Linked DNA regions of Mus musculus: region 1 is linked to region 2. Evidence: chromatin loops called from intact Hi-C (ENCODE). Cell type or tissue: heart. All regions are shown on one strand. Each heading gives the region's core, and the rest is flanking DNA. Links, peaks and the distances in the headings are about the cores only. Region 1 overlaps Ppp3ca (protein phosphatase 3, catalytic subunit, alpha isoform). Region 2 overlaps Ppp3ca (protein phosphatase 3, catalytic subunit, alpha isoform).

Region 1 (15,420 bases), core at 2,450-10,449, 57 kb before region 2:
AGTGAGAACTGAAAGAAAAAAAAATAAAGGTTGAAAAAAAGAAAAAAGAAACTGTCCAAACTAGGAAGGGGTTCAGTTGGTCAGCTCACATATAGTTTTCCCATTGTGTGTAACACGGAGCAGGCACACACACATTCACATTTGCTGCACACTGTCTCCTGTGGATCGTGGCGGGGCATTTTTAACTTGTTTCCCTTCAGGTACTTGTCCTGCCTCACACTATTCCTCTGAGTCCTCTGCCCATCAGCACAAGGCCACAAAGTCAGCTTTGGGCAGATGTTAATGCAAATTTTCTCTTCGCCAAACCCTGGAGAGTAAGGTCCTTGGGTAGATTGGAGTTATAACTAACACCAGCCTGATTTGCACTTTCCTCATTCTTCTCAGAGGGCAGTATGGACAGTTAAACACTGCAGAGCATTGTTGAGTCCCAGGGAAATAAACCGGTCAGTCTGGAGGCAGGCCTCCTATTCTCAGATGTGCTGAGGGCTCGTGGCTTCCTCACCTGCCTTTTGCTCCGCTTCTGTTCTGTAAAAGAAGATGTTTGAATGAGGCAATTACCGAAGAGTTATACTTCTTACGTCATAAAGCGCAACATTTTTATTACATCTCAAAACACCATTTATGTCTATGTCCTATTCTCTTAACTTAAATTCAGCCCAGACACTGACCATAATAATGTCAGCAACACTCAGTTGCATGCAGTCCTAACTCTAATGTGGTCTTCATGATGTAAATCAGGAGTCTACCGTCATCTTGGGTCTATGTGTGCACTTTTACTGATTTCACTTAAAATGCTTCTATAAGATGGTAGGCCATTGTTTATTACTGCAGATATTCAGAATTATTCTTGTTAGAAGGTGGAAGACACTGGGAGATTCCTTCATTTTCACTGAAGGGTAGAATAGGAGAAGGGTTGTGCTAACCATCACATTTCCGTTTATTCTGGCTCCTTGTCATTATTTAACTCACCGAATAATTCTTAGGAAATTATATTAGGAGGTATTGTTGTCTCTATCATGTAGGAAGGTTAATCATTGTATAAAATAGTTCATACTTTACTCCCATAGGCAGGTTTAAGTAGTCAGAAGAATTAAGTTAAACAATTCTGAAGAGAATAAACATGTGCTTGATTCTTTATTTTGATAGATGTGTTTGTGTGTGTTTGTGTGTGTGTGTGTGTGTGTGGTGTCAGGTAATAACATATATAGAATATTTGTAATTTTCAGGTGATAAAAACGTGAGGTAAGTGATTTCCTAATTGTTTGGAATTTCACACAAATGAATTTCTGAGTTACTACACTGCTCTGTGATTCTCTGGCCCAGCGCTTCTCAATAGGATCCCGATACATTTGAAAAACTCAATGATCTGAACATGTTAAAAAAAAAAAAAACGATTACAGCCATTTATACATTTTGCTTTATGTGACTGCAAGTGATGTAGAGGCCACAGGATAGCTTGCAGAATGAGGCTGTCTCGACCTTGCAGGTTCTGGGGATTGAACTCATGTCATCATGCTTGGTGGCAAGTGCCTTTACCTGCCGGGACATTTGTGCAGTCTGCCCCCACCCCCCCTTCCCAATTTATGTGTTAAAACTCAATGACTATGGTGACTCCAGATCCTTTGGGAGTGTGAAGCTATTCGGGCCATGGATTTTAGAATCTGAATCAGGTGTAATCCATGAGGAAAATCAACACTGCATCGTAACATGTAGAATGTCTCTACATCCTAAAGAGTGAGTTCTTTCTGTAGCTTTAGGGTTAAGGATTTGCTTCTGCGGTGTCCCATCTAGATATGTAATAGGTACGCTGCTACACCAGTCTTCAGCCGCTTTCCTAAGGCCCCCTCACTGTGAGGTGACTAAAGTGTTGAAGGGGTTGAGTCAGGCCTACACCCCAAATGCTGGAAGTGCTTAGACTGCCACTGGATCTGTCTCTGTGACTTAGCTTTCCAGAAGCCAGGTTTAGTATCTCCAAGATGGAGGTACTCAGCAGCGCTTACCTCATACAGCTTGGTGAACGTTAAGTTAAACAGTGCATAGCACGTGCTTAGTTAAGAGACTAAAGTCCAGCAAGAACTCAGTCAAAGTGGATGACATTCCCATGCTTACTCAACATATTCTTCTCGTTTAGTTGCCTTTAGTTACTTCTGAGAAAGGTTAGCTACTACTAACCACCTTCTCCCCACTCCCCCACACCCTCTCCTACTTCCTCCATCGCTCCATCCTTCCATGGATCCCTCCCTCCCTCCATCCCTCCCTCTATCACTCTCGTTTGTCTTAAGATCTCACCTATTCTCTAGGACAGTGGACTTAATTAAATGGACTTAAACATAGTGGAGAGAACAGCAAAGGGCTCTGTTTGCCTCCTGTCTTCAGTTACGAACTCAACTCGCAGGGCCTGAGGCTGACATCGCTTCTCGATGGATGAAAGACCTTCTTAGACGAGGGTGCATTTAGATGACACCGTTTTTCAGGCACGGAAGATCAGCATCTGCATTCCCAGACACTTTAGAATGGTGTCGGGAAAGGAAAAGCTTTCCTGAGAAATCAGATAGGCTGTTTTGAGGAATGATTTTATCAGGACATTTAAATTTCATGTAAGGATTTAGACGTTCTCTTTTGATTGGATTGTGAACTCTTCTGGACGTCTAGAACGGAAGTCAGGATGCTGCGGAAGTTTAAAATTACTTCCATTCTAGTAGGTTGGACAGACAGACAGACACGGGCACTATTGACACCAGAGAACTGTATCAAGGGGAAGTTGAATCAGAGACATTGTCACATTCTTCACTGTGGCTGTCCAGGTCTGTGTTAGACCCACAGCGTGCACCTTTGCTGCACTGTCATGTGCTCTGGCCAGCAGCTGCTGCTGAGACATTAAGAAAAGAGACCCACTGTAAAGCCTCTTGAACTGGCTGGCTGGCGGAAATGCACACAGGCTGAAGAGAGCAGCCTCTGCCTGGAATGGCAAGAGTGTCTGGAACCGGAATGCTCAGGACATTTCTCCTGCTCTGTCTCCTCAGGCACTTAGGACATTGCAAGGACACACTTTTGAAAGAGGTGGGGGTGGGGCACGCAGTCACAGGGGATTGTGGCTGACACAGTAGCTGTGTATGCAGAATGGGCCGGTTCGAGGAAAGTAGGCATGAGAGACATGCCAGCTCCTTTTAACTTGCATGTCATTGCTCTGACCACAGACCATCATCTGTTAAGGAAGACCTTTTTCCTTTCCTTTTCTTTCCCTTTCCTTTTCCTTTTCCCCTTCCTTCCTTCCTTCCTTCCTTCCTTCCTTCCTTCCTTCCTTCCTTCCTTCCTTCTTTCCCTCCCTCCCTCCCTCCCTCCCTCCCTCCCTCCCTCCCTCCCTCCCTCCTTCTCTCCTTGCTCCCCTCCCTCCCCCTCTTTCTTTCTTTAACCTAGGAAATCTAAAATATCATTCAGAATTTTTCTATTTTTCCGAGTATAATCATTTCAGTGGAGCACTGTGGATAAATCCTATAAAATAATAATGTGCTTTATAATTCTAACCAGATAGCACTGAGCCTTATCACATGCATTCCAGCACCACACTTGCTAAGCTAGGACTAAAATACCTCACAGTTTAGCTTTTCTGTTAGAACATTCTTGGTATTCCCGGTATAACTTGAGCTGTGCACAAGTGGTTCCCACTATGCGGACTCCCCTTTGCATGCAGGACCCTGAAGCAGCTAGAATTTCCTGATCTTCCTGGAGAGCCTGGTCACCTTATTGTAGACCGTTGTTAAATGAATGATTGTTGGCCCCTCAAGTGGAGAGGAGGTGAAAATCCCGGAAATGAGAAGAAAACTGCCAAAATTCAGGCTCCATTCCACTCAGCTTCATGACCTGTGCTTTGCCCAGTTTTCAAAACTGTGTTATCTCAAAGACATGTGAGAGGGAACAGTCGGCCTATAGGGTGGTTGGGCGAAGTGATGTGGTATGTGTGTGTGTGTGTGTGTGGGGGGGGTAGACAAAGATAATGTTGTTTTCCTCTGTGGGGAGAAGGAAGTGTTTAGAGTATTAAAAACACTTAAGCATAAACTGAAGCAAGCCTCTAAGTTCCTGTTTTTGGTAAATGGGGAATCCCAGGGCAAAGATGAAGAGGGCCTACCTGTTATCTGGATGCAATCAACGACTCAAACCCAGAAACCAGTGTGGCTTTTGCATGCTAGGCTTTCCTGTATGACTAGCGATGCTTGTGTGAGAATTCTTATTTAGGGCGTGAAGAGTTAGATTTTGAGAACTGACCGTTTGTCTGTTTTCTTCCCAATGAGGTTTCATGTCTCAGAGTTAAGTTCAAGAACATAAGATGATCTCACTGTAAAGGTTGACTAGAGCCAAGCTGAGCCATTCTTCCAGGCTTTGGGGAAGAGGTGAGGGATGGGTGGGAACAGATGAGGTGAGGATAAAAACTCCTCAAAAAGAGAAGTACATAAGTCATTTTTGCTGTTGTTTTGTTAAAGTTGTACCATGCCTGTCCAAGTCTAGCTAAGGAAACTGCTCACTCAGACGGTATTTTTCTGATTCTACTTGGGAAGAGAGTTAACCAACATTAACATTTTTGGTTACATATGAGGCAACATTCTGAGTAATTTACACTAATTAGTATTATCTGTATTTGTGTGTTTGTGTGTATGCATGTGTGTGTGTGTGTGTGTGTGTGTGTGTGTGAAGGCTCTGTACATCACATTGATGGATAGCTAAGGCATCCATCACACTAAAATCAAGTGGTACTTAACAGAGCAGGCTGCATGCCAGATGCAGTCCAAGTATTTTATATGTTGCAACCCCTGTAATCGTAGCATCACTGTCTTAAATATAAATGTTATATTTAGTCAGTTGTCTCTGGTTTCTGTAATCTAGGTAGTATTGATATAATTCACAAACAATGAATATCTTTGGGCCTTTTTGCAATCTGATAACAGCTTCGAAGAGGTAAAATGAGATGATAGAGGCATTTGGGGTTCTATCACTAATACAGAACTTTGTAAAAAGTGTCATAGTGGCCAGAGGGAGATCTCAACTTCTCAACCTAGGAAGAAACAACCTGCTTCTTTAATGCTTTTCCTTGGGACCTCTGGGATACCTTTCTCCTTTAGTCATCCTTTCAGTCTATGTTCATGAAGGAATAAGCAAGACAACGAAAACAGAATAAATCCGGAGTCAATGGTAGCAGAAAAGTGTCTTGGGAGCTCTTCTTAAGGTGCAGAAATTGTGATTCTCACGTAGATAAAGGACTCTTCAGGGGTGCCCCGGAGAGGGCAATGGCGGACCCATCACCCTCAGCAGATCCAGTCAGATCTCACCACATATTTTTTAGGTGACCCTGACAACATTAAACTTACACAAGTTTTGTTTCTTTCATTGTGAAGAAAATATAGCAGTGAGCAAAGCTACTTCGTAGCATTAATGAGGACACTAAGTAGAATAATGCACTTGAAAATGTCTGGTTCCGTAGATGGCACACACAGTGAAGGCCGGTTCTCCTTTTGTTCTGTTTAGTGGCTGTGACTTTATCTGTTGTCTTAGACAAACAGTCCTGATGGTGCTGCTTCTCCTGGGACCAGGCAAACACTCCCCAAACACACAGTGCTTTCATAACAGGCCTGTTGACTCCTTTTCTCATTAGCATTCTGCAGCCAGCTCCACTCATTCTAACCACATCAGGCTTCTAAAGGCTCCTTAAGTGGAACTCTCTGTTGTAGATAGGCTTTATTTGATATCAGCTCGTACTAACACAAGTGAGCTGGTGCCTTGGCTCACCAAATATTTGCCATCATTGTTGGCCAACGATCTTGACTGATGTGCTTTGAAAACATGTGTCGTTACATTGCTAGCAGGTGGGCATTTGTGGTTTCTGGGACTGTCATACGATTCGACACCTGAATGACATCATTGTTGGACTGAAGCAACGATGGCTGAGACTGTACTTTGCTGACTGGAATGTAATCTGAAAGGCAGTATTCTTTTCTCATTTGGTATGAGTCTCTTCTGATGTTTGATGACTCTAGACGGTTGAGTTCATAGACTCGGATGCTCATCTGATAGGATGATGATATAGTCTCTGTGTTATATTAGTAACTGCTCTCTAGGAAGAATCCACACATGGACTGTGGTAATAATACGTGTTTTCAGAGAGCGCGTCTGTGAAGCAAGTGTAGTGAGTAATAGCTCAGCATCATGTTCAAGGGCAAAAAAGGAGTAAAGGTCATTAGATGTACTTGTTGCTACCCCCACCCCCACCACACACACACACACTCTTATTTTAGCCACAAATAACAGGAAAGTATATCCAATGACAAGTATGTAGATAAAAGAAGGACAGAATGATTTAGAAATCACAACCCTGTTTTAAAAGAGGGATGAAAGGAGAAGAGAAAAGCCAACAGTAGACTTCAAAGGGTTTGTTCTGATGTTTTCCTTAAGAAAACACAGTATTAGCACAGTATGAAAGGCAATAGTAATGAGACAAGGTAACAACCTAACGGATCTTCCAGTGTGCAGAGAAATGATGTCCAGAGACAAACATGTAAAAGCAGCATTTACATAAGCCTTAATTGCTTAAAATTTGGAAACTTTAATTTCCAGGGGATTAACATCTAAGTTACAGCACTGCTGTGCATCTTGTCAGGATTTGGTTACTTTTGATTGCTACTAAGACACTAGATTTGTGTGTGTGTGTGTGAAACAGTTCAATTAATTGTAAATATAACCAAGACAAAATATTGGCGAGGACAGCAGAGTCTGTGCCTTCCCTCACCGCCCCTGCACTCGGACGGACGCACAGCTGTGATTTAGCAAGCAGCAGGTGCACAGAGCTACTGTAAGTGGGAAAGCAAAGGCGGTGATGTAACTAGGGTTTACCGTTGTTGGTGTTGCTGTTGTTGTTGTTGTATAAAGTGAGGAAAAAGAGTTTCTGGTCTCCAGTGAAATAAGGGACAGAACTTGAGTTCCAGAGAAGGAGGGAAGAAGCAGATGTTTGAAGTTGATGTCAATGCTGAGTGCTGATTCCTCTACCCCAGTGGGCCACATTCTAGCAACCCTCTCTCTTCCCTTTTCTGTTGCTCCTCCTTCTTTGCATTCCCAAGGATTTTGTCAATAGCATTGTAGGAATTAATGAAAACTTAAAGGTTCTTGAGGTTATTAGAATGTAAATATGATGTGATGTAAGTGGCTATTTACATGTGACAGGTGGCATCAAACAGCATTGATCAGCAATAAGGAAGAGCACATCTCAGAGGTTTGTCACTGGGTTTAGGGATTAGACCTCTCTGGTCATAGCTTTGGAGAAAAGTCTAGATAAGTTCCTAGGAGTAATAAGAAATTTGGCAACCACAGGGCTCCTCCCCTCCCCTCCCCTCCCCTCCCCTCCCCCTCCCCCCTCCCCTTTTTCCTTTCCTTTCTTTACTGGGTTGGGGAGGGGGCTATAAAATTTGGAGGTTTCTGCATCCTCAAAGAAATGGGTGAAAGCAGAATTTTCCTGTACTCCATCTTGTCTTGGGTTTCCACCTTTTCATTCACAGTGCTGTGGCACAGTTTTGCCATGGGTCTGTGCACACGTTCACACGGCTCAGACTTGTATATTACATAAGGTTGGATGCTGTAAAAATGGAAAACATGAAGGTGGATGCTCATGGGCAGAGTGCTGCTGTGCTCTACTATTTTCTAGGAGGATGTCAGTCTGTCTGTCTCTGCCTGCCTGCCTTTCTGTCTTTGTGATGAATCTTGAGAGACGTCTTCTTTCCTCTCCTAGTCACGTGCACACACATTTCATAGACTAATTTTTTTCGTTGGTGGGTCTAGACTGGTGTGACTGCTGTAAGGGGCCGGAGGAAGCCCTGCCTGGGTCCTAACATCATATACAAGAGTTAGATCAATTTTATTTTTTTCTTGGTGATGTCAGGCAGTAGTGCTGGGTGTTAGGGATCAGAGGAGATAATGGCAAAGGCAGAAATGTTTCTGGGGAAGAGATAGGAAAATGTCATGCAGATGTCTATCTTGGCCTTTAAGTCCAAGAAATTGTATTCTTTGAGAAAACTGAGAATCACACCCGAAATGCTACTGTAGGTTTTGTTGACAAGGATACTCATATTAATCTTCATATTGGATCTTTTCAGTTGCTCCTGGCTTCTTCTCTTGAGTCTTGTACCTCTTCCCTTCTCCAGGGTGGGGGCAGGGCAGTTAGGGCTGGAGAGTCTGGTGAACATTTGTGGCTGAACTCAGTGCCTGGGCTCAGTATGTAGAAGGTTGATAAAGAGATGGAAAGTGAAAAATGGAAGCAACTTTTGTCTGAATATTTTTTTAAAAAAAGAATGGATTATTAATTTGTACCACCGACCTACAGGGAATCGGGGCTTGCCTCTCCAAATCCTCTCTAACATTTGTTGTCAAGATTTTGCTGACAGCCATTCTGTCTGGGGTGAGGTAGTATCTCAAAGTGGTTTGAATTTGCATTTGTCTAATGGCTGGGGATATTGAACACTTTTGCAAATAGTTTCTGGCGTTTTGAAATTTCGTCTTTGGAAAATGTCACCTCGGATCCTTTGCCCATTTGTTGATTGGCAGTTCTATTTCATTTGTATTTGATTTCTGGATATTAGCCCCCTCCCTGTCTGAGGTGTAGCTGATAAAGATTAATCCTGTTCTATAGATTGTCTGTTTTTTCTATTGGTCATTTCCTTGGCTGTGCAGGAACACTTCATTTGCTTGCAGTCCCATCCAATAGCTCCTGTGTTGTTGGTCTTCTAATAAAAAAAAAAACTTCTTGGCTACTCCAAGGCCTTAAGGATCACCCCGGCATTTTCTTCTAGAAGTTTCAGTGCCTCTGCTTTTAAATGGAAGGTTTTGATCCACTTGGAATTTATATTGTACAGGATGAAAGTTAAAAATTTAACATCATTCTTCTGCAAGCATAAATCTAGTTTGGCCAGCACTATTCGTCCAACAGGGACTTCCCTCTAAGTGTATTCTTGCTTCCTTTGTAAAGAATTAAGTGGGCATAGGTTTACCGTTGCATTTCCTGGTCCTGCATTCTATAATGCACGTTGGTCTTACTGTATTTTTATGGTGAACCAGGCTGTCTTTATCACCATAGCTCTGAAGTACAACTTGAGGTTCAATATTAAAATAATTTTAACAGTATACTTACTCTTTAGGATTAATGTGGCTATTCATGGTCATTTGTGATTCCATATATATTCTTACATTGTTTGTCTAAACCTATAAAACACGATGTTGGAATTTTTATAGGTATTACATTAAATACATAAGTGAATTTTTATATTAGCCATTTTCACATTATTAATTTTGCCAATCCAGGAACATGTACAGTCTTTGTATTCTCTAGTATATTCTGTGAGTCCTTTTACTAGTATCTTGAAGTTTTAATTGTAGAGGTATGTTTCTTGAGTTAGACATCTCCCTAAATATTTATTTTGTTTGGAGTTACTTTGAATGGGATATTTTTCTTTCCTCAGAGTGCACTGTTGGTGTAAGTGAAGGCAACTTTTCCATTCTCTTTTCTTCTCTTATATTGACTTTTTTGCTCTCCTGCTTTGCCGCTAGTGTTTATGATTTCCATATGACCCTGCAATTTTACTCCTGGGCATATACCCAAAGCATGCTGTCCCCAACATAGAATGTTTGTATCAGTGTGTGTATTTCTGCTTTGTTCACTCTAGGAAAGAATTAGAATCAGTCTGTTTGTATATCAGCAGAGTAAAGGATAATGAAGATTTGGTATAATTGGTGTGTGTGTGTGTGTGTGTGTGTGTGTGCGCGCGCGCCTACGTGTGAATGCATGCACATGCATGTGCGCCTGTGTGTGTGTGTGTGTGTGTTGGAATTTTTAAAACAAATCTTGCCTCTAATTAGTCAGTAAAAATCAAATCTTAGAACTGTTGTAAAATTATTTCATTGGATTTTCTATTACAATGTTATGAACTTAAACTGGCATGGTGTATGTACAATTCAGTTCTCAGCTCACGCTTCGCCACTGTCTGGTGTGAAGCCATCATGTCATGGACGCATTCCTTACTGAACACACTTTCTGCTGCCTCAGGCTCTACTGAAGATGGAAACAAACTGAGCAAGTGTGGACACATTGTTCTTATATTTCTCCTGACCCTTCTGTGGCGAATGCAACATTTCTTGTATATCTTTATAAAAAAGTGGTTACTTTGTTAATTAGTTCATATTTTATTAAAAATTGTCCATAAAATAGCTGTTCTAATTTGTAGAGGTGAATTTTTAAAAATATTTATTAAAGTAATTATTTATCATAGATAGATTGTTGACTCTGCATGTGCTCTGTGTGTGCATAATAAAGACGTATTCCTTGTACATGTCGTTATGAATATATGTTGAGGGTGCCTAATTGGAACAAGGACCTTGGCTTTCAACAATATCATTGTGTGTCTATAATCCTTGAATAATGCTTTGGATTTGACTAGCTACACAAAGAGCAGATGGTGAACTGGGCCAAGTTGACAGTCACCATTTGCTTCTCATTTATATAATTTGTAAAAAATGTGTCTAAGGAAAAAAAAAAACAATGTACAGAGACCTTCTCTGTTGTAGTGGATGGGAAAGCAAGGACATTTTGGGATAATTATATTTTAACCTGAATAACTTTATTAAATCAGCATTTTTCTTCCATGAGCACCCTCAGTGTGTGGTTTTTGTCTGTTATTGTTGCCATTCTTGGTCACAATTTGATCAGTCTCTAAGAATCTTAGAAAGTGTGTTGACAGTTAATTGAGTTTACTAAATGCAGTCACTGAATAGGAAGTAATTGTGTGCTGACCTGGAAGTGAGTCTCTTACTCCCCAACTTAGGCTTAATTTTTAACTGGGAAGGAAGAGGGGCTATTATTATTATTATTATTAGTAGTAGTTGTAGTAGTAGTAGATGATGATAATGATAATGATAATATTATATCATTTATTCTTTGTTATAATAAATAATATAAATATTATTATTATTTTGGTTTAAAACACTTGATTTCATTTTTGCTGAATATTGGAAGTAGCTCATTGGGTGGCATTTTACTGTCTAGTTGCTGCATCTGTCTCTCATTGCTATTTGTTCTTCTGTGTTTATTTTTGATACATCCTTTATAAGTCCAGCTCTGAGAAAACACAAACAAACAAACAAACACACAAAATGACAGCCACCAACCAAACAGAATGTCCACTTGTTGTTGGAACTGACCAGGGCCACATTCTGACTCAGCACTGCTTTTCATTCCTCAGGGAAGCCTGGATGGCAGGCTGCTTCCTCCCCGCTGAGGACATGTGACAAAGAGTGTGGCTCCCTCTGGGTGGGATCCTCTGTCTTCCTCTGTGTATGTCCCCGATTGTGAAACCTGGACTTCTGGGTTGTGTGACATTGGGACTACAGCAGCTGTTGCCCTGAAAAGAGACCTTTAAGGGAGAGTAGGGGGATGAGGTATAAGCCCTGAGAGAGGCTCCCACCATAATTGTTCATAATAACAATGGCTTGTTTTGGACATCCGGGTCTGTATAAAGCAGAATTTTACTTAGATTTCATATGTGGATTTCAGAGGGATCTGGAAATTTCAAATTCAGTGCAGCAGATTTTTCAAAATAGATTTTGTAAGAATTTACTACAGAATTAATAAGAATTCTGTTTCTCTGAGTGGAATTTTGTAGTTCTCTATAAATTATCTGATTTCTACATAAAGTCTTTATTTAGTCATGTGACAGACAGAGAAATAAATCAGGTTTAGGCCCGATTCTTTGGGTAAGAGGCAAAAATTTTTTAAGTGACAGTACTTAGATACTGGCGCTATTGCGCTCCGGTAACAACATGGACTTAGGAAGCAGACTGAAGGGTGAGATTGAGTCTGGGTTCTGTTGCATATTTTGAATGTCAGTGTCCTCATTGGGACATGAGGCATACTTACTCTTAGACAAATTTTTGTCTTAAATCTGGGTTTTATTTTCTGCTTTGGAAGTAGCGTCTGGGAGAATGCCTCATTGAGCAAGGGTTGTCTGCCTGAGACAACGGCAGTGTAGTAGGATGGTCAGGGTCTGAGGTCTGAAGGACATTGTTCCAGTCAAGCCTTCGGTTAAGGAGGACATGGCCTGTGGCCTCCAAATGTGCCATGTGTGTCAGCCTGGCAGCCTCAGGTGTTTATATAAACACTTGCTTACCGGCGGAACTTGAGATGTTCATTTCCTTTATGTTTTGGAGATGGTAAAGTTCTCCTCCAGGAGGTTAACACAAATATAGCCGTATACGTCAACCAAGGAAGAAAGAGGGCATTGGAGTATGCTTGATTTCTAGTGGCAATTGGTTATTGTGCATTTTTATTCATCTGCTGCCTGGAAGTTGCTTTCACTATCTATAGCTTTTCTTCCTTGTCATTCAGAAGCTGGAGACTGGAGACTCATGGTGGCGAAGCAGCATAGGACATTAAAAAAATAGTTGTTGATTCAAAAAGGTGAAGGTCCTTACTCACCATTGTGTTTCAAAGAACTGCTCACTTTGTTTTTAAATGTCTTCTGTGATTGTAGATGTGTCTGTTTACTCTCAGCTGTTAGCAACACTGTTAGTCCTATAGCTATATCGTGGAAACATTTTTGTGTTGAGGTTTGCAGTTATTAAAACACAATACAAATGTCTTTAAGACTCTTCATTTATAGATGGTATAATATAATGTCACAATATATGCTTAGGAAAGAATGGGGAGGTATGTATATGTAGATACATATTCGTCTTTTTCACTGAGAAGTGGCTTTCAAAAGACTTTCTGCTGCTTTCCTCTCTTGTTTTCCTCTTTCTAGTTGGCATTTTTTTCCATATGGATATAATCCCATGATTCTTGGAAAGCTAGCAAGGTCATCTCCAGTTCCTCATAAATTAATATTAAATGCATAATGAAAACATTAAATTCAAGACTCTTTAAAAATATGCTTTAAGTTAAGCTGGGCACGGTGGCAGACACTTGTATTCTCGTATTCAGGTGGCATAAGCTAGGTTAACTCTGAATTCAAAGCTTGGGCAACATAGATAGTTCTAGGCCAGCCTGGGCTACATAGAGAGACCCTGGCACTATCAGAAAGAAAGAGATAGGGGAAGGAGGGATGGAGAGGGATAAGCGAGAGGGCGAGGAAGAAAAATGAGGGTGAAGAAATTTTGTTTTGTTTTAGGTAAAGGAATATAATAAATTCAAAAGCATTAATCTCTCACAGGCGGTGGCTATATTTTATTTGATAAAAGGAGCCACCTTCCTGCTCTCAGCATGAGGCTTCAGTAATTTGTCAAAGGAAAGAATAGCTGGTAATCACAGATGAGACATTTTACATGCCTTTAATTTTTTTTTTTTGTTTCCCCTTAATGTAAATGTTAACAATCCATGGTATCCACAAAGGGGAATATTCTTGCTCATTAACCCTATTAAACATTTTCAGGCAAGAAAAAAAAATTAACCTCACTTGGGGGAAAGCATTGAGGCTAATGAGTTGAATGGAAAGATTTTTAAAAGTCACTGTGGGTTAACTAATTATGCTAATTCAATACTGAGGTGTCAAACAGTACAGTTTGGAATTTACGAGGTTAAATATTTGGACTGAGGTTTCATCAGTGTGCTGGGGTTAAGTGTTTTGAATACAAGTCACTGTCAGTCAGGCATGCACAGTGTCATCCTGCCTGGTGGCAGAGAAGGTGGCAGGGGATGCTATTCTCTCTTGCTGGACTCTGAATCCCAGAGATTCGCTTGCACCTCATTAACTTGCTCCCATGGCTAAGGGACTTACATTGTTTGAGGACGTGCTAGTAACACGCTAGGAGGAAGCTTAGTCTAATTTATAGCAGGCATCACACTGGCACTTACGTGCTAAGAACTCAGTTTTCCTCTTCCTTTGAAGCACATGTAAATGTACAGAGAATGCATACACATTAAATGCGGGGTTCAGTAAACTATTCACGTGATACCTCAGTCACCCAAAATACTGTAGTCAGAAGTTGTTGAGTTGCACCTCGGCAGTGAGGTAATTAGAGAAGGGGCCATTGCTCCGATTCTGCATTATGTTACAGGGTTATTTGTGGAGTGTTCTCTATGGAGTGGCGTAATAGGAAATAGCAGATTGATTCTTGTTCCTTCAGCTTTGTCAGGAAAGCATGGCACACATCACAGAACTGATGGAGAAGGCCAATGCCACGAAGTTGTCATACTTTGTCTTAATCTAGTAAGAAAACAAATATAGGATACATACTTTAAAGGTTTATCTATAGTAAGTGGAATCGAAAGCCAACGTCTGCTGTTAATTCAGTCATGTTCTGAAAATGATTATTTTCATAGCTAAAATGAACATGCCAAGAAATTAATGTTACCATTTATCCCTTAAACACAACTTCTTTTGCATTTTTAATTTTTTAATGTTTAACTTTGGTATTCATGAGCGAGGAATAAACTGAAAGGAGACATTAAAACCTCACCCCACTTTGCTCTTGGAGTAGGTGAAAGATTTCTAGCAGTCTTGTTCCAAGATCTTTTATTGTGTTTTTGAATGGTTAGTTTAACAGAAGTAACAAGGTTAGTTAGTAAGGCAGTAATACATATTTTACATTACAAAGAATAAAGATAAAAAACTAAATTTATTTGCCTTATTTATTTGGTTTGTCCTTTTTCCTTCCTTCCTTCCTTCCTTCCTTCCTTCCTTCCTTCCTTCCTTCCTTCCTTCCTTCCTTCCTTCCTTCCTTTCTGCCTTCCTGCCTTCCTGCCTTCCTGCCTTCCTGCCTTCCTGCCTTCCTGCCTTCCTGCCTTGCTGCCTTGCTGCCTTGCTGCCTTCCTGCCTGCCTTCCTGCCTGCCTGTCTTCCTTCCTTCCTTCCTTCCTTCCTTCCTTCCTTCCTTCCTTCCTTCCTTCCTTCCTTCCTTCCTGCCTTCCTTTTATTTTTTCTGAGTCAGGGTATCACTATATACCTCTCGCTGTCCTGGAGCTCACTATATAGATTAAGATGGCTGGACAATAAATAAAGTTATACCCATGGTACATGATGGTCAACTTTGAAGTAGTCTATATCCACTTCAGCATACTCTAAAGTATAGGATAGTCTTTGGGAATCTCTGATAGCAGCCTTTAAGATATCCCAGTAGGGGGGCAGACAGAAAACTTAGAAAAATCTCTTAGTTAGAAGTCTGCTCTGGGCATGGCAGGCAGCTCATGTGTAATTCCAACAGTAGAAGACTTTGGGAGGACTGCCGCTGTGAGTTCGAGGCAAGCCTGAGCTATGTAGTGTATTCCAGTGTGTCCTGGAATGAAGCCCTGTCTCTACACAGCAAAACAGAAGGGGAATCTGAATACTTGTCTTCTTGAAGCCTCTGGCTCTTCAGCTGTACCTCCTTAATACCTTCACACCCGCAGGAAAGCACAGGTTGA
Region 2 (15,420 bases), core at 4,115-12,114:
GCCATTGAGAAAGCTGAAGTCTGAAAGTCAAATTCCACAAAGGGCCCTGTCCTGGGTTTCTTTTTTGTGTCTCACCTTAGATATTCAGTGAATTTCCCATTGAATCCTTTGCTCTATATAAATTCAACAAGGTCACCACTTTCATCCCTCTGACAGGCATCCTCTGTCCATCCTGTGTACCTATCCATCTACTTGACACCTTCACAGAGCCACTTAAGCATTCACAATTACAAAACTTGAGCCTTGGGAAATGACTTATTAAAACCAACCAACCAACCAAACAACAACAACAACAACGTCGGCAACAACACAGCTCTTGTCCTTGCCCCAAGAATCTTTTTGAAGTCTCTGCTTTTACACTCATCCTATCATCTATCAGATGCCCTCTTGAGTTATGAGTCGGTAACTTTGAGGAATGGCCAGTATGATATCTGTGAATCTTAAAACATACATGAAGGCTCAGGTTAAAAAAAAAAAAAAAAAGCAAACAAAAAACCAACCAACCAACCAAACGAACAAACAACCAAACAAAAAAAAAAAAAAAAATTCGGGAGACAGACAAATCTGCTAGTTTGAGAGAGGCATAAAAACATAGTGAGATGCTGTCTCCAAAAAAAAAAAAAAAAAAAAAAAAAAAAAAAAGGGTGACCACTGACTTGTCTCTGTGCTTTCTTTATTCCAGGGTGTGTATACATAGTCAAGTGTTTGTGGTGGTCAGAGTTCAGCTTTTCGTGCAGTGCCTCCGGAACTGGCCACCTGTTATTTCAGATAGAAGTTCTCTTTCTGGGACTCACAGATTGAGGTTCACTGTAAGGCTGGCTAGTTCACCAGAGAACCTGATGGATCCTCTTGTGCAGGAGTGTCAGCTTTTTGTGAGTGCTTGTAGTCAAACTCAGCCTTCTTCCTGGCTCTGACAGAACTATCACCCTCCATACTTGCCTAACAAACATCTAGGCAAGAAGTATTGGCGAGGGCTAAGAAGTTCCAAGCTCCATGACCTAATATCCTCCTTTTCTGTCTTCTGTGAGCAATGGCTGTGCACTGACATTCTGCTTCCTGTTTTGTAGCTCAGTAGATTCCTTAAAAAAAATGACTATTTTGTCATAGGGAAATTGTTTATCTATTAGAAACATCTCCCAGGATCAGAATTTCAGTTCTAAAACGTGACTTACTGATTGGTTTTTCCTTTTTAATGAATATGCATTGTCTTGAGGACTCTTTGGAAGCAGTGTAGTTTAATTGTTAATAGTAGTATACTGGCATCAGATTGCCTAGATTTATAGTCAGTGAGTTTACACATAAATAAGTAGGTGGTTATATTGGGCAGTGTGCTTATTTAATAATCTTGAACCTCAGGTTGCCCACACATTTATGTTTTAGGGACTCAAGGAGTTTATATGTAAGCACATGTACCTATGTCTTACTAGGCTTACAGTTTTCCCATCCTGTGTGGCTTTATTACCTACGCAAAGCCTGGCATAAAATAACAGTGTCGTAGCTATTTGTTGCTGCTCTGGCTGTTTACTTTAGTTATTATAAAACTCCACAGATGGACATAATCTCACTGTACATGCACATGGCTGAAGCCAGAGGAGGCTACTTTACTTTCCCAAGGTCATAGAGCTGAAAGTTCACAGTTAAGGTTTATAGTCAGGTTCCTTGTACAGGTCCCCAAATTCTACTGGTCACCCATGGAGTCTGTCGCTGCCCCTTCCTCTCCTCTGCACTGACACATGTCTGTGGTTGGATTGTTAGAAAGCCAAAGTTGCAACCATGTGTAAAAGTTCATTTCCTGGTTTTAAAAAAAATGTATTTGCAATTTCTATAAATTAGAGATTCTATACATTTCATGACATTATCTAAGTCTTACTTCTTTGAGGAAGTATATTGTACAGTGGGAGAACAGATTTTGTTTTTTGTTTTTGTTTTGATTAATTCTTTTCTGCTGAGAGAAGAGTCTTAATGAAAATACTCTTTGGAACGTAGGATTGTGGGTATGGCACAGTCGAGTTCTGCAGATGGCATCTATGAATCTGAGTTGTCCAGGGGATGATTTCTTGTGTGACATCGATAAGTAATGAGTTTGAAAACAGCTCCTATCATAGCTTATTTATCAGAATTCCTGTCACCATCTCTCACAATGGATCTTTGAGTTTTCTGGCTTCTATAGGAGCTTGGTGAAAGAGTTATTTGTCACAATGAGCATGATGCCATGCATTCAACAGATGTTGGTGTGAAAGTAGCTAAAGGGAATTCTCATGTACAGTTGCATGGGGTAAATGGAACAAGGAATCAAGGATTGTGGTTTATTTTTTTAATTTTTGTTTTTATTTTTTTCACCTAAGCAACCATTTTGTCTTCATGACATTTTCCTGGTTATGTTTTTTTCTCCTTATATTGTCTCCTCCTATTTTAAAATGTTTTTATGTTCGTATGTATGTGTTTATATTTGTATCTGTGTGTGCAGTGTACATGTGTGCATAAATGTGTGTGTATACGTGAGTGTGAGAGTCAGTAGCCAGTGCCCTCTATCCCCTCTACCTTATGGTTTTTGACAGATGTCTTCACTCACGGGATCCAAAGCTTTTGGGCTAGATTGTCTGGTCTTTGGGCTCCAAGGACCTTTCCCTCTGCCACCAAACCGCAGAGTTACAGATTGAGTAAGCACGCCTGCCTTTGTATGTGGTGCTTGGGAAGCCTGGTGTAGGTGCTCATGCTTCCTGTGCAGGGGTTTAACCATTGGGCTACCTCACCAGTTCCTTCTTCACTCTTCACAGCGTGCCTTCAGCACACACACACACATACACACACACACACACACACACACACACACACACACACACACACACACACTCACTCACTCATACGCACACTCGCTCTTATCAGAGTCCAGAAGTCAACCTCTGGTGTTATTCTTCAGGAGGCTCTCAGCCTTGCATTTTGAGACAGGGACCTGAGACTCACAGGTCAGCCTAGCGGGGCTGAAGAGTCATCACTGATCCTTAGGGCACTTCTGGTCTCTATCTCCCCATGTTGGGATTTTAGGCACAGGTCACCCACTGTGCCTAGCTTTTAAAAACAGGGAAGAGGGACTTCAACCTTGTGTTGCAGCTGCTTTATGGCTGAGCTATTTGATGCAATTTTAAATGCAAATTTGACCTTCCTATTCAAGTATCAGTGCATTTTTGGCCTTTGCTTTAAACCGTCTGTTCGTTTCATTAATCGTAAGTGGTTAACGGTAGAGAGTTGACTCAGAGATGGAATTTTATTTTGAACAGATCTACTTGTCAAGATGCCTCATCCCTTCTATTGGTCCAAACAGAGCAGAACTATCTTTGCTGGGGTGGGTTATCAGTGGGAATTTAGGATCTGTTTTTATTTATGGCATCAGGGATTGCCTAATGGGAAGCACGTGGTCATATAAACTCATTCAGGATCCTTCTTATGCAAGCAGTAGTCCTGACTGAGAAGACCCATAAGCCCCTCTTTTCCATGGTCACTAATTATTTCTCAAATCAATGGAAGAAGTCAGTGTTTAACTCTTGGTAGACTCTGAATGTGTGTTAATTTGAGCTTGTATTAAAAACAGCGTTATCTGGTTAGTGACAGTTTTGGTGTCAGCGGTCATTGGCCTGTTGTTGATGAGCTTTGGTTAATGTAACCTTTTGACTTTTTCTTGCAGCCGTTCCATTTCCACCAAGTCACCGGCTGACAGCAAAGGAAGTGTTTGATAATGATGGGAAACCTCGTGTGGATATCTTAAAAGCACATCTCATGAAGGAGGGCAGGCTGGAAGAAAGTGTTGCATTGAGAATAATAACAGAGGGTGCTTCGATTCTCCGACAGGAAAAAAACTTGCTGGATATCGACGCACCAGTCACAGGTAAGGCCCAAGCATGGAGCCCACTCTACACCAACCACTATATAAGTCTTCCCCACCAGTGAGCCCTCAGACAACTTACACACCATCTGCTTTTACCATTGAATCTGCATTAAGGATATCATTTGTCCATTAGAAATATTTTGATTTTCACTTTTTGCCTACACAATTGAATTGCTGTGATCTCAAAAATGATGTGTAACAGTGTTGGTACAGATACTCAGTTGATTGACAGTGTTCTATCAGCAGAAAGCCTACCACAAGGCAAGATTCCTTGTGGTGTCCTCAGCCTTCACCAGAGCTGGAGGAGGCCATGTCTGAGGGAAAAGAGACTGAATGGTGTGCCAAGGATGGTCTTCAGGCTATGTACTCTCATCAGCACCTGGGAACTTGTGAAAATGTAGACTCTCAGGTTCCCCTTCCAACTACTGAGTCTGGGTTCCTGTGCTCAGGTCTAGTAGTCTCTGTTTGATTAAGTCCTCTGAGTTGTTCTGGTCCATATTAAAGTATGAGAGAATACTTGAGCCTCCTTCCTATGGCATTGTGCCTAGGGTTACTTCTTTAATGCTCTTTTTTTTGTCACTTTTCTTAGAAAGTTAAATATTTTATTGTAAGTATGCTCCTCTTGCATCATAAAAATGAAATCTTACTATAAGGCAGCACCTATTACCCAGAGAATTTAATCTACTGTCTATGGAGTTTGCTGAGAGTATAGGCACTTACTTTCAGTGGAGCTAAAAGTGTTTATTTTTATTTTTTAATATTTTAAACTTGGCCTGAGAAAACATTTCAATGGAGAATATTTGAAAGGAAAGGGACATGAAAAGATTTTTATATCCACTTGGGTTTTTCATCTTCTGAGTCTTCATATATTTATGCTATTGTTATTCAGGTCTATTTTTGCATGGGACAATACCACAGGGAAGAGGTTCCCTGAGTGTCAGAATAGACCTTTGCTGATTGCAGAGTACTGAAGGATTCTCCGTCCAAAGAAATTGACCTTATCCACAGTTTATTTTTGGTTAGCAATTTCAATGCTGATGGAGGTTAGAGTTTGGTAGCAGAAGGCATTTGTTCTTTTGAGATTGACTCTGTGTTGGGCCATTGTTACTAAGTCATACCACAAGCCTACCCTGTGCACATCTGAGTCAGCCCTAGTTTCCGTATTATCAGATGGGGTTCTGCATTATCTCCTGCTCATGCTACAAGGATGTGATTGTACTTCCCTTTCTTCCGCACTGAAACCCTAGAAACAAAATGAGATAAAATTAGTAATTTAAGACTACTAAATAATACACAGCAGCAAGAATATCTTATCACTTGATTGTAATTGCCTTATTATATTAATGATAATGCATAAGCATTAGATTATATCTTTCTGATTATGTTTATTTGTTACCTATAAGAATAAATGATACATGATTTTATTAGGTTTATTTTTCTCTACCTTTCACATGATAATGTGCACCTTCCAATGAAGACTTGATGTTAAATTCACTAATGAGCCAAATAGGTATTAATGAAGATGATACGTATAGCTAAAAATAAACATAAGATAATGTTTAGGGGAATATGTTCTCTGGAATGGCTCAGTCACCTCCTCTGGGTGAGTAGTTGCCCTTGGAAGGAAACAGAGGAAGATCGTGGAAGAACTGTGTGTATGAGGTCTCATCTCTGAAGTCTAACCCTGTGTGTAGGCTCAGGACACACCTGGCTCCTCTAAACAGATTCCACACGACACTTAAGCAGTTTTCAGGACAGAGATTTGAAGCTGTTTGGATCTCATGGATCATGAAATGTTTTATGTGTTTGCTGTGGTCACTACTCCATTTTACTCTGAATATAAAGATACAGATACTAGCGGCAAAGACACTGGGCAAAAAGGATTTATTTAACATCAAGGTAAATGGGAGAAAAGCTTTCTGTCTAGGCTGCTATACAAAAATATCTAAATCTAACTCATTTATAAGCAACAAATCTACCAGTATATTGCAAGTTCATGGTGTTAGAAGATTTAATGTTCCTGGTAGGTCCTGATCCCTGGTTCACAGACAATGGCTTCTCCTGTGTTCTTACATGGGAGAAGGAAGGGGGGCCCAAGTCTATAGACACTGACTGCATTTACAAGTGCTGTATAGTGCCATTCATGAAACCTTCCAGAGTCTCTCATACTGGATATTAGATTTCAGCATAGGCATCTGCGGGAGACCTAAGTGTTCAGACCTCAACAGGTACAGGAAGGAACATACTCTAACCTATGACTCTCTGAACATAAACTGAAACATGGATGAATTGGGGGAAAGTAGGGCAGATGGATCAAGGACCTAGAGAAGCTTTTCTTTTTGTTTGGAGTAAAAGTGAAATAACAGTAACTTGGAATCTAGACACCTCCCATATCTGAAGCCTTCTGAGCAACAGGGAACCATTCAAACTTTCAAGAAACCAGAACATGTCAGACTTTTGGATTAGGGATAGTCACCCCATAAAGTCATTTCAAATACTTAGTCCAGGAAACCTCTCCAATCAAGCCTTCAGGATGTAGAGGTCCTGGACCTGATTTAAGACCTTGGTAATGTTTTATGATATCTGGTGACCTTATTCTGAGATTTTACCCTATTTGGACAGCTGAGTCTACTAGATGATATTTATATGTTAACTTAGAGTTTATTTGTTTAGATAATTGAATCAGCAAAGTTATATAATTAGTTTATACTTGAAAATTATCATAATAAAGTATCCTTTATATAATTCTCTTTGCCACCCTTAAAAGACAAACTGTGAAAGAATTCAAAAAAGAAAGGAGAATATAAAAGGGAGTAGGGTGGGTGGGCAAGGATCATATATTGGTAAGACATAAGGAAAAATGAAGGAGACATGATTGTGTTTTGGGCAGATAATGGCCTGAAACCTGACTTTAATGTGTCTGTTTCTCATTTTTCTTATGGTCATATATATGTGATTTTGGTGTGCCTGTTTTTCACGTTTATGGGCACATGTATGTGCATGTGGGCAATTCCACATTAAGGAAAAAGCAAATGGCAAATAATGTATTTGCAAATATTTGTTGCTCCTTAACTTACTTGCAATTCTTTTGTGCTTTTTATTAATAAAAGTATTTTCTGTGTAGGAGTAGAGCCCTGACATCTGCCATAATTTGATTAATTGTGTTGAACCTGGGAACCAGTGTTTTGGTTAGTAACAATTGGATATTCATCCCTTTATAGATTTTTAGGTAGAGGAATTTTAATCAGCAACATGGCTGCTCTGGCAAGGGATCACATCCAAAGATCCTGCTGCAATGCATGCCCTGGATCAAATTTGGCTGGAATATAGACACACCCTTAATACACAGCTCTAATCCCTAAATATGAAGGTAAGGTTAGTTTGTAGAAGGAAGCAACCATATGTGAAAGAAAGTGATATCTAATTGAGGGGCAGACAAAGTGGTGAATCAGAAAAAGATTTCACAGAATGAGTCAGAGATAGACTATGCTCACTAGAGGGGCTACTTAAGAGCAGCAAGAGAGACAAGAGGTATGGTGTATGGTGTTTATGGCAGTTTTACTGAGACAGGTTACATAGAGAACAACCTAGACATCAGTAAAGACCGAATAACCCAAAGAATGAGAAGGAGCCAGAGGATTATAACATATTGCCAAAGTTAATTCTGAAAATTGGCTCTTGTTTTATAATTGCTCCTCTGCAAATGTATATACATGATACTTTAAAAAAAAGCAGCTAGATATTAGTGTGACCACTCAGTTTGGTCAATCAACATGATAGATATTTATACCTCTGATATAGATGATGTGGGGTATGAACTTGCGAGCAAGACCTGGTTGCTGCCCTCCAAGGACACAGATGATAGCAGGAAACATTGTCTGCCCAACGAAAGGCACATCACAGCTCTCACTAATCTAAAGGCCATGCATGGTCTTTCTTACCTTTGGAAGTATAGCTGTCTCAAAGTCCAAACTCCTTTTCATTTTCCAAATAATAGTATAGTGGTTTCCCTGACAGTATCCACTGATTAGATTATTAGAGCTTAAAAAAAAAAAAAAGAAAAGAAAAACAAACCTAACTGGGACCCAACCTGTGCCAGGTATGAACTAGAACTCTTCAGGAAGCTTGGGACTGGGAGCGTGCTTCCTTTTCTTTCCTAAAGGCCTTCCTTGGAATCACACCACAGGTAGATACTTTTAATTTGTTAGGAGCTGAGGCAGACGCCTCTGATAATGGGGGAAATGTAGAAAAGAACTTGAAAACTGACAGGCTACCTAGTGTTTGAATGGGTCCCTCTGTTTTACTATATGAAAAAGATGCAGAATAGCCTTCTGGGTGGGAAATAACAACACAAATTGAAATAGACATCTTTTGAATGGTGGCAAGGATTATTGTTGAAAACCTGGTATGGTAGGTGGGTGAGCAAGCAACTGAAGAGTGGAATGATCTGGGCCAGTCCTGTTGTATCAACTCTGGTCAGGAACCAGGCTTTCAAGGAAACCCTGATTTTGGCAGAGGGAGGCCAATGAGTGTAAGGTATTCTTGCAGATTCCAGCTTGGTACTGCATGTCCTATGGAAAGTCTTACTCTCCAGTTTCCTATTGGCTGAGCAGAGTACTCTGAGCCTGTCGGTGGAGCAGAGGCAGAGCAGGGGCTTCAGCTTCTGCAGAGTGATTTAGAACCCTGATTCTGCTCTCTGGGCTGAGGGCATGGGCGGGCATCATCTGGGCTAACTGCTAATCTCTCCGTCTGTCTGCTTCCTGCAGTGGCGGATTTGTCTCTGGTGCAGGTCAGGATTCCCTCCATGGCTAGGCCTGCCATTTAGCACATCAGGCAGTTGCCAGGAGAACCCTCTGGCTTTGTTCCTGGATGTGAGAGTGGACCTGGGGCCAAGTTTAAGGTCACGGTAGCCCTTCCCTTGAAGCAGCTGACATCAATTAGAATTCCCCTTGCCTGCAACTCTGGGGAGAGCTAAGTGGCATTGGATTCCTAGTGGGACCTAAAAGATCAGTGTTTATTCTTACCCTACTATCATTTGTCACCAGGAAGGAGTGTGGACTTAGTTTACATGGGGACAGAATATTACCTTTCTGCAGTTTCTGAAACTTGCACTTTCAGTGGCCAGATTTTCAGGGCTCTCTCTGCAGTCCTAATCCTATTGGTACCTGGCCCAGGGGCGGCAAATCAGTAGTTCTGACCTGGCAGGTGAGGTAACACACACACACACACACACACACACACACACACACACACACACACACACACACACACACGATGGAGAAGATAATGTCTATTTTTCTCATCTTTTCACTTCTTGATCCTACCCTGTTGACCTTTCATTAACAAATGAGAAACGGGACTGAAAGTACCATGGTGGTTAGCCTTTCCAGATGGGAACACCAATCAGAGTCAACCCCTGGATGTTTTCAGAGGTCTCGAGTCTGGAACAGAGACTTTGAATATCTAATGAGTTTCTGGGTCATAATGATTCTCTTGAAATTCTGCATTGTGAGATCTGGTGTGAATAGAAGGGTCAGAGTCTCATCACTGAAGACCTTGCTCTGCCCGGGCTCTTGTCTGTATGACTAAGGCTTTCCAGGTACACTGTATTGTGGGTGCTCTTCTGTGTCAGAACAGATCTCATGTAAATATTCAACTGATTTGCTCAAAGTAAATTATAATAATAGCAAAATTAAAACATATGGGAACTCCAGGGTATATTTGTTTCTATATTTCTGTGTATGTCAGTCATATCAATAAACAGCAGTTAAATATCGGTAATTTAAGCAGCAGGTATCCTTTTATCATTTTCCCTATTTCTAACTCCCCCTCCAAATTTATTAATATTTGTCTTACTGCAGTAGTTTGGAAGTTTGAAGTGCCATATAAATTAGTTAGAAATTTCTGTTTTAAAAAAAGATATTAGTTTTTTTAAATTTATGTGTGTGTATGTGTGTGTCTAGGTATGTGAGTGCCACCATTATGCAAGTGGCTTTCAAGGCCAGAAAGGATGTCAGATCCCTTGGAGGTAGAATTACAGGGCCACCTGATATGCGTGCTGGGAATCCAACTGTGGTCTTCTGTATGAGCAGCAAGTGCCCATAACATTGAACCATAACCCCAACATCCGAGGTCATTGCTAAAATAAGGAATCTGTAGGTTAAATTTTGTTGTTGTTTTGGTTTTTGTTTGTTTTTCTTAATACTCTCAGCTTCTGAAGGAAGGACCGATTTTTCTTGTTTATAATCTAAAACCCTGGGAGAGAATAAAATGAGGATAATTGGGAAGAGAACGCATACATAAGATAAGTCAAACGTAAAATGAGTTTCTTTTAGTGATCAATTCTTTTTCTACTTATTTTTTTTTCAGTTTTTTTCAGTTAACATACAAGGCATTAGATGTATTTTTGGTGTTTCTGAACAATGTGTGCTCTGAGATTCCCCCTGCCCCCTTTGTGCCCGCCCACAATATCTTGATTCCCTTCTTATTCTCTCCAATGTTTACCTTTTCAGATGTGGCTCTTTTTCCATCCCTCTGCAGTTTGTCATCACCTATTTTTACTCATTTGGTCTCTTTTCAATAGTTTAGACCTTATAGGCACATATACACATATGTATAAATATTTCATATATATGCATATAAATTATATATATACATACACATATACGTGTGCGTGTGTGTCTGTGTTACTTAATAGACTAGGATTCATACATGAGAGAACATTCTGGCTTTGTCTTTCTTACTTCACGCCACATTTACTTAATGATCTCATTTATAAGAATGGATATTAACAACGTCATTTATTTATGCTTACCTTTCTTGTCAGGATCATACATTTTTGTTGTATTGGAGATAGTGTTTTTCTTAATGTGTTGCTTTTGGTTTTGTTTGAGTTTTATGATCTGATATTTGACACTATAATATTAAAAACTTCTCTTTGGGGGCATTGTGAGTTGAGTCAGACAGCAAGGGCTCTTTCAGCCAAGAATTACCACCTGAGTTGGATCCCTGGGGCCCACAGGTGACAGAAGAGAACCAAATCTCAACTGTTATCCCCTGAGCTCCTTCCATATGCTATAGTGCACACACATGCACAGGCATAAATAAATAATATAATACAAATAAGGCAAATCAATTAGAAATTCCTGGGCCTAATCTCACATTAGATGGAGTCACTAGCTGGCCTGCAAGTGTGCCATCGGATCTGAGATGCTACCGAGATGGCTTGTTACACAGTAGGTCTATCTGGGCTTTGGCAGCAGAGGCCTATGTCACTTTTTGCTTCTGAAGGGGAACCAATTGAATTGATACCCAGAGTCACTTGTTTCCCTTTTTAAACAAAGGCACGTTTGACTTTTCCTTTCTACTTTGTCAAGGTGATAGGCAAATTTGTTTTTATCTTCCATAACATAATCATCGGATTCTTTTTTTTTCTCTTTTTTTTTATTACGTATTTTCCTCAATTACATTTTCAATGCTATCCCAAAAGTCCCCCATACCCTCCCCCCCACTTCCCTACCCACCCATTCCCATTTTTTTGGCCCTGGCGTTCCCCTGTATTGGGGCATATAAAGTTTGCGTGTCCAATGGGCCTCTCTTTCCAGTGATGGCCAACTAGGCCATCATTTGATACATATGCAGCTAGAGTCAAGAGCTCCGGGGTACTGGTTAGTTCATAATGTTGTTGCACCTACAGGGTTGCAGATCTCTTTAGCTCCTTGGGTACTTTCTCTAGCTCCTCCATTGGGGACTCTGTGTTGCATCCAATAGTTGACTGTGAGCATCCACTTCTGTGTTTGCTAGGCCCCGGCCTAGTTTTACAAGAGACAGCTATATCAGGGTCCTTTCAGCCAACCGGATTCTTTACTTTAGAGCAAAGTTAAAAAAAAAAACGAATTGGGCTGTATCCACCATTATGGTATCCCACACAGCATCTCCTCAGACCAAGGGACTCATTTTCCAGACAAAAAAATGCTGTCAGAAGCTCATGTTGATAGTTTGACCACGTACTCTCCAATCCTAGTCCTGAAACTGCTGGCTTGTTAGAAGGTGGAATGGATAAAATCACAGGCAGTGCTCTAATTGGTTGGCAGTATCGGGGAGGCAGCTGTGCTCATAGGTTGTATGATATGTGGAATCACCTGGCGGGTCCAGGTAAGTATGTTTTCACATAGTTTTTAAAAGGTAAAGTTTGAGTGCATATTTAACTAGTCTGTAGGTAAGTGTGTGGTTATCAGATAACACAGACTTGAAACAAAGGCTTCGTTTGTTTGAAATTTTCTTCAGCATGTTTTAAACACTAATGGTGAGTGCCTTCAAATGAAAGCCTTAGCTTAGTATTAACTTATTAAATATATATCAAAACTAGGTGAAAGTTAGCGAATTATCTGCATTATTGATATAAAATATCCATTCAAGTTGAGACTCAATTAGGGAGACAATAAAATCTTCTTTTTTTTTTCCTTTTCTTTTGCAAAACAGTTTGTGGCCAGTTAGCATATTTTATTATTGTTGACATAACCTAATCTATAGATTTTTTTTTCCTTTCTCACTGTGGACTGTTCTGGTGTTCGCACATTAAATTGGTCTAAACAGTTTATGCATGGATGTGAGTACATTTTAACAAGGAGTGCAGTGGGTCAGAATAAGAGATGAGACTCCAGCCCTGTAATGCAACCACGTGTTGTGTGTTGGCTAAGGACAACATTAGCCTTTATTTTCACCACACCCAGTATCATATCTGGGTAAATCCTTGATTCTTGTAGTCTGCTAGTTGCTGGCATGTACCATGGGGCAAGTGATTTCATCTGTCTTCTTTTTAACTTCAGGTAGTGCAAGGCTTTCCCAACCTAGAAGCTTAGGGTCTATGAAGTACAGCAGAGACGTACGTGCCAACGGGAACTTGTTTCTTTTGTCCTATCAGCCCTATGTGTCTACTGGCTCTTGTCATTGCTATCTAGCTGAAATGGCAGCCTGTGGTTCTACTTCTCTGCTCAGTGATTCGCAGCATAGGCCATTTAACTATATTAGTTTTAGCAACATATAGGAAAGACCAAGTGGGGTATGAAGTGGGGCAAAAAGGTGTAGGTAGTAAGTCTTTGGACCATAGCCATCTTAAATGTCAAGAAAGTTAACTGTAATAATGTTAATTATTTTTTAAAAAATGAAAATGAAAAATGAGCATTGACCATGGTGTACGGACATTAGTTAGAAGGAATAAAATAAAAATTAAAACTTATGAAATATTAGCTATGAAATGTTTTCCAATTATAAGAAGTTGTTAACTGAACATGTGAGTGTAGACAATTTTTAGGCACCTCTGCCTTGATGCTTTGCATTTGATGGCTGAAACCACTGTGATAACAACACACTTTATTTTCAAATCTTGGTGATTGACTTTTTAAAACAATAGTTTGTAGATCCTATGTATCAGCAGACAGGAGTCTAGCAGGCTAACTGTCATCTGAGAGGCTTCACCCAGCAACTAATGGAAACAGATGCAAAGAATCACAACCAAAGACAGCTCAGGGAATCCTGTGGAAGAGGGAGAGGAAGGGTTGAAGGAAGCAGAGAGGTCAAGGATGCCACAAGGAAATCTACAGATACAACTAAGTTGGGCTCATAGGAGCTCACAAGGACTGAACCGCCAACCTGAAAGTATGTATGGGATGGACCTAGGCCCTGTACACGTATGTAACAGATGTGCAGCTGGGTCTTCATGTGGGACTCCTAGCAATAAGCATGGGCTGTTTCTAGCTCTGTTGTATGCCTTTGGATCCCACTCCCCTATCTGGTCTGCCATGATTAGCCTTATTAGGAGAAGATGCACTTAGTCCTACTGCAGCCTGATATGCCAAGGTGGGCTGATATCCATGGGAGGCCTTCCCTTTTCTAAGGAGAAATGAAGAGGAGGGTATCCCAGCAGGAGAGGTGAGAGGGAGGGACTTGGAGGAGAGGAGGGAGGGGAAGCTGCAATAGGGGTGCAAAGTAAATAATTAGTGAAAAAAATAGTTTGTAGAACCAATGCAAAATCTACATTTCCTGGATTTTGTATTTGCAGATATTATGTGAATGTATGTTGCTTTATGGCTCTCAAGGAATGGTGTAGGTTTCCTCAGGAATCAAGCACTGTTTGGTGATAGTTTTCCTGAATCTTTTTCATTGAAGGCTTGCAAGGGTTTCTAGAAAGCCCAAGATGTCTTTATAATGCTATCTTAGTAAGTTCCAAGATAATGTCAGCAAGTCTTTGAATAAGATAACATTATGCAAGTATCAGAAGTAAAGTTGGAAAAAATAAATTGTAGGTTAAGAAATTGTGTGTCAAAATAATGTGTATTGATTAGCCTCTAATATGCTTTTATTCTTTTCTATTCTGTGGAGTGGTATGAACCATTTTCAGATAATAGCTGATATTTCAGATTCTATTTCAAACAATGAAGCAGCCTGATAGTAACTCACTAGGTAACCATTTTTATACATGAAAAAATTATAACACACACACACACACACACACACACACACAGAGAGAGAGAGAGAGAGAGGGAGAGAGAGAGAGAGAGAGAGAGAGAGAGAGAGAGAGAGAGAGAGAGAGAGAGAAACACACCCAAACATATGTTTACAAAGCCAAGTAATATTCAAAGGTCAGTTCACTCCCCCATGACCCACAGGACCTTACTTTTAAGGCACAGATTTATAACATGTAGAAAATGTGGGACTCATTTAAATAAAACTTGAAATTCTTTGAATAGTTCTTGATACAATTCAGCCATCCAGTGAAGGAAGGACTCCAAACTGGATTTTCTCTTCCTTTTCCCAAAAATACCCATTAAGTGGTAATTGTTGCAAAACATTGGTGCCTGCCTGCCTCTCCTCTTCTTCTCAAAATAAATCAGTTATTAGTTTCTAAGATGAAAGACAAAGGCTGGGGGATTGATTGAATGTGCACAGATGCTATCTTCATAAGCATGGTAAGTGTGATGATGTAAGTTTGATCTTACCAGCCTACATAAAAAGCTGGGTATGGTGGTACACATCTGTATTCCCAGAATTCGTATGGCAAGTGAGATATAGAGACAGATTACCTAGAAGACAACAGGCTGATAGCTTGGAGTACACAGCACAACAGCAAAGACAAGAGAAACCCTTAGAAAATGATGGCTGACTTTTGTGTTCTATCTTCACACATCAAGTAAGAACTTACATCATGGAAGGGGATCGAGTAATACTCATGAACTTATGGTGGTAGCAGAATCCAGTCCTTAATAGCCTATAACCTAAATAGCTAATTGTTTTCTGCAGTGGCCTTAACAAGTGTTTACAGTATTCATACTTATTTTTGATATATGTTTAGTTAAGAATAGTTGTTTGATTTTTATGATGTCAAGAAGAGTTAAAATAAAGAGAAATTTTTGATAAGCTTTCCATAGAGGACATCATGGAATGTTGTTCTGTCAGACTTAGTTGACTATAGACTATTATTGCCTCTCAGCATATATTCTCCAGGTCTCACTTTTTCAGAGCTCCCGGTTTGAAGGCAG

Evidence for each region. Peaks named below come from ENCODE experiments on the same cell type or tissue, not always from the same donor. Only the 100,000 strongest peaks of a DNase experiment are listed, where the experiment ranks them.
Region 1: it touches region 2 in a loop (1.9-fold over the local background); 1 of 42 quality-filtered maps calls a loop at or near these places.

Annotation. Positions count from the first base shown.
Region 1 is chr3:136,738,833-136,754,252 of GRCm38, forward strand. The region is part of intron 1 of Ppp3ca (protein phosphatase 3, catalytic subunit, alpha isoform); the gene reads left to right. Among named protein-coding and RNA genes, the nearest start is that of Ppp3ca, 76 kb to the left of the region's middle. In heart, for the core only: no CTCF peak of the experiment used is centred there; a DNase peak (open chromatin) is centred at 5,687; H3K4me3 peaks cover 369 bases; H3K27ac peaks cover 1,263 bases.
Region 2 is chr3:136,794,044-136,809,463 of GRCm38, forward strand. Ppp3ca (protein phosphatase 3, catalytic subunit, alpha isoform) reads left to right here. Exons shown (of 14, transcript NM_008913.5): 2 at 3,683-3,883. Among named protein-coding and RNA genes, the nearest start is that of Ppp3ca, 130 kb to the left of the region's middle. In heart, for the core only: no CTCF peak of the experiment used is centred there; a DNase peak (open chromatin) is centred at 8,748.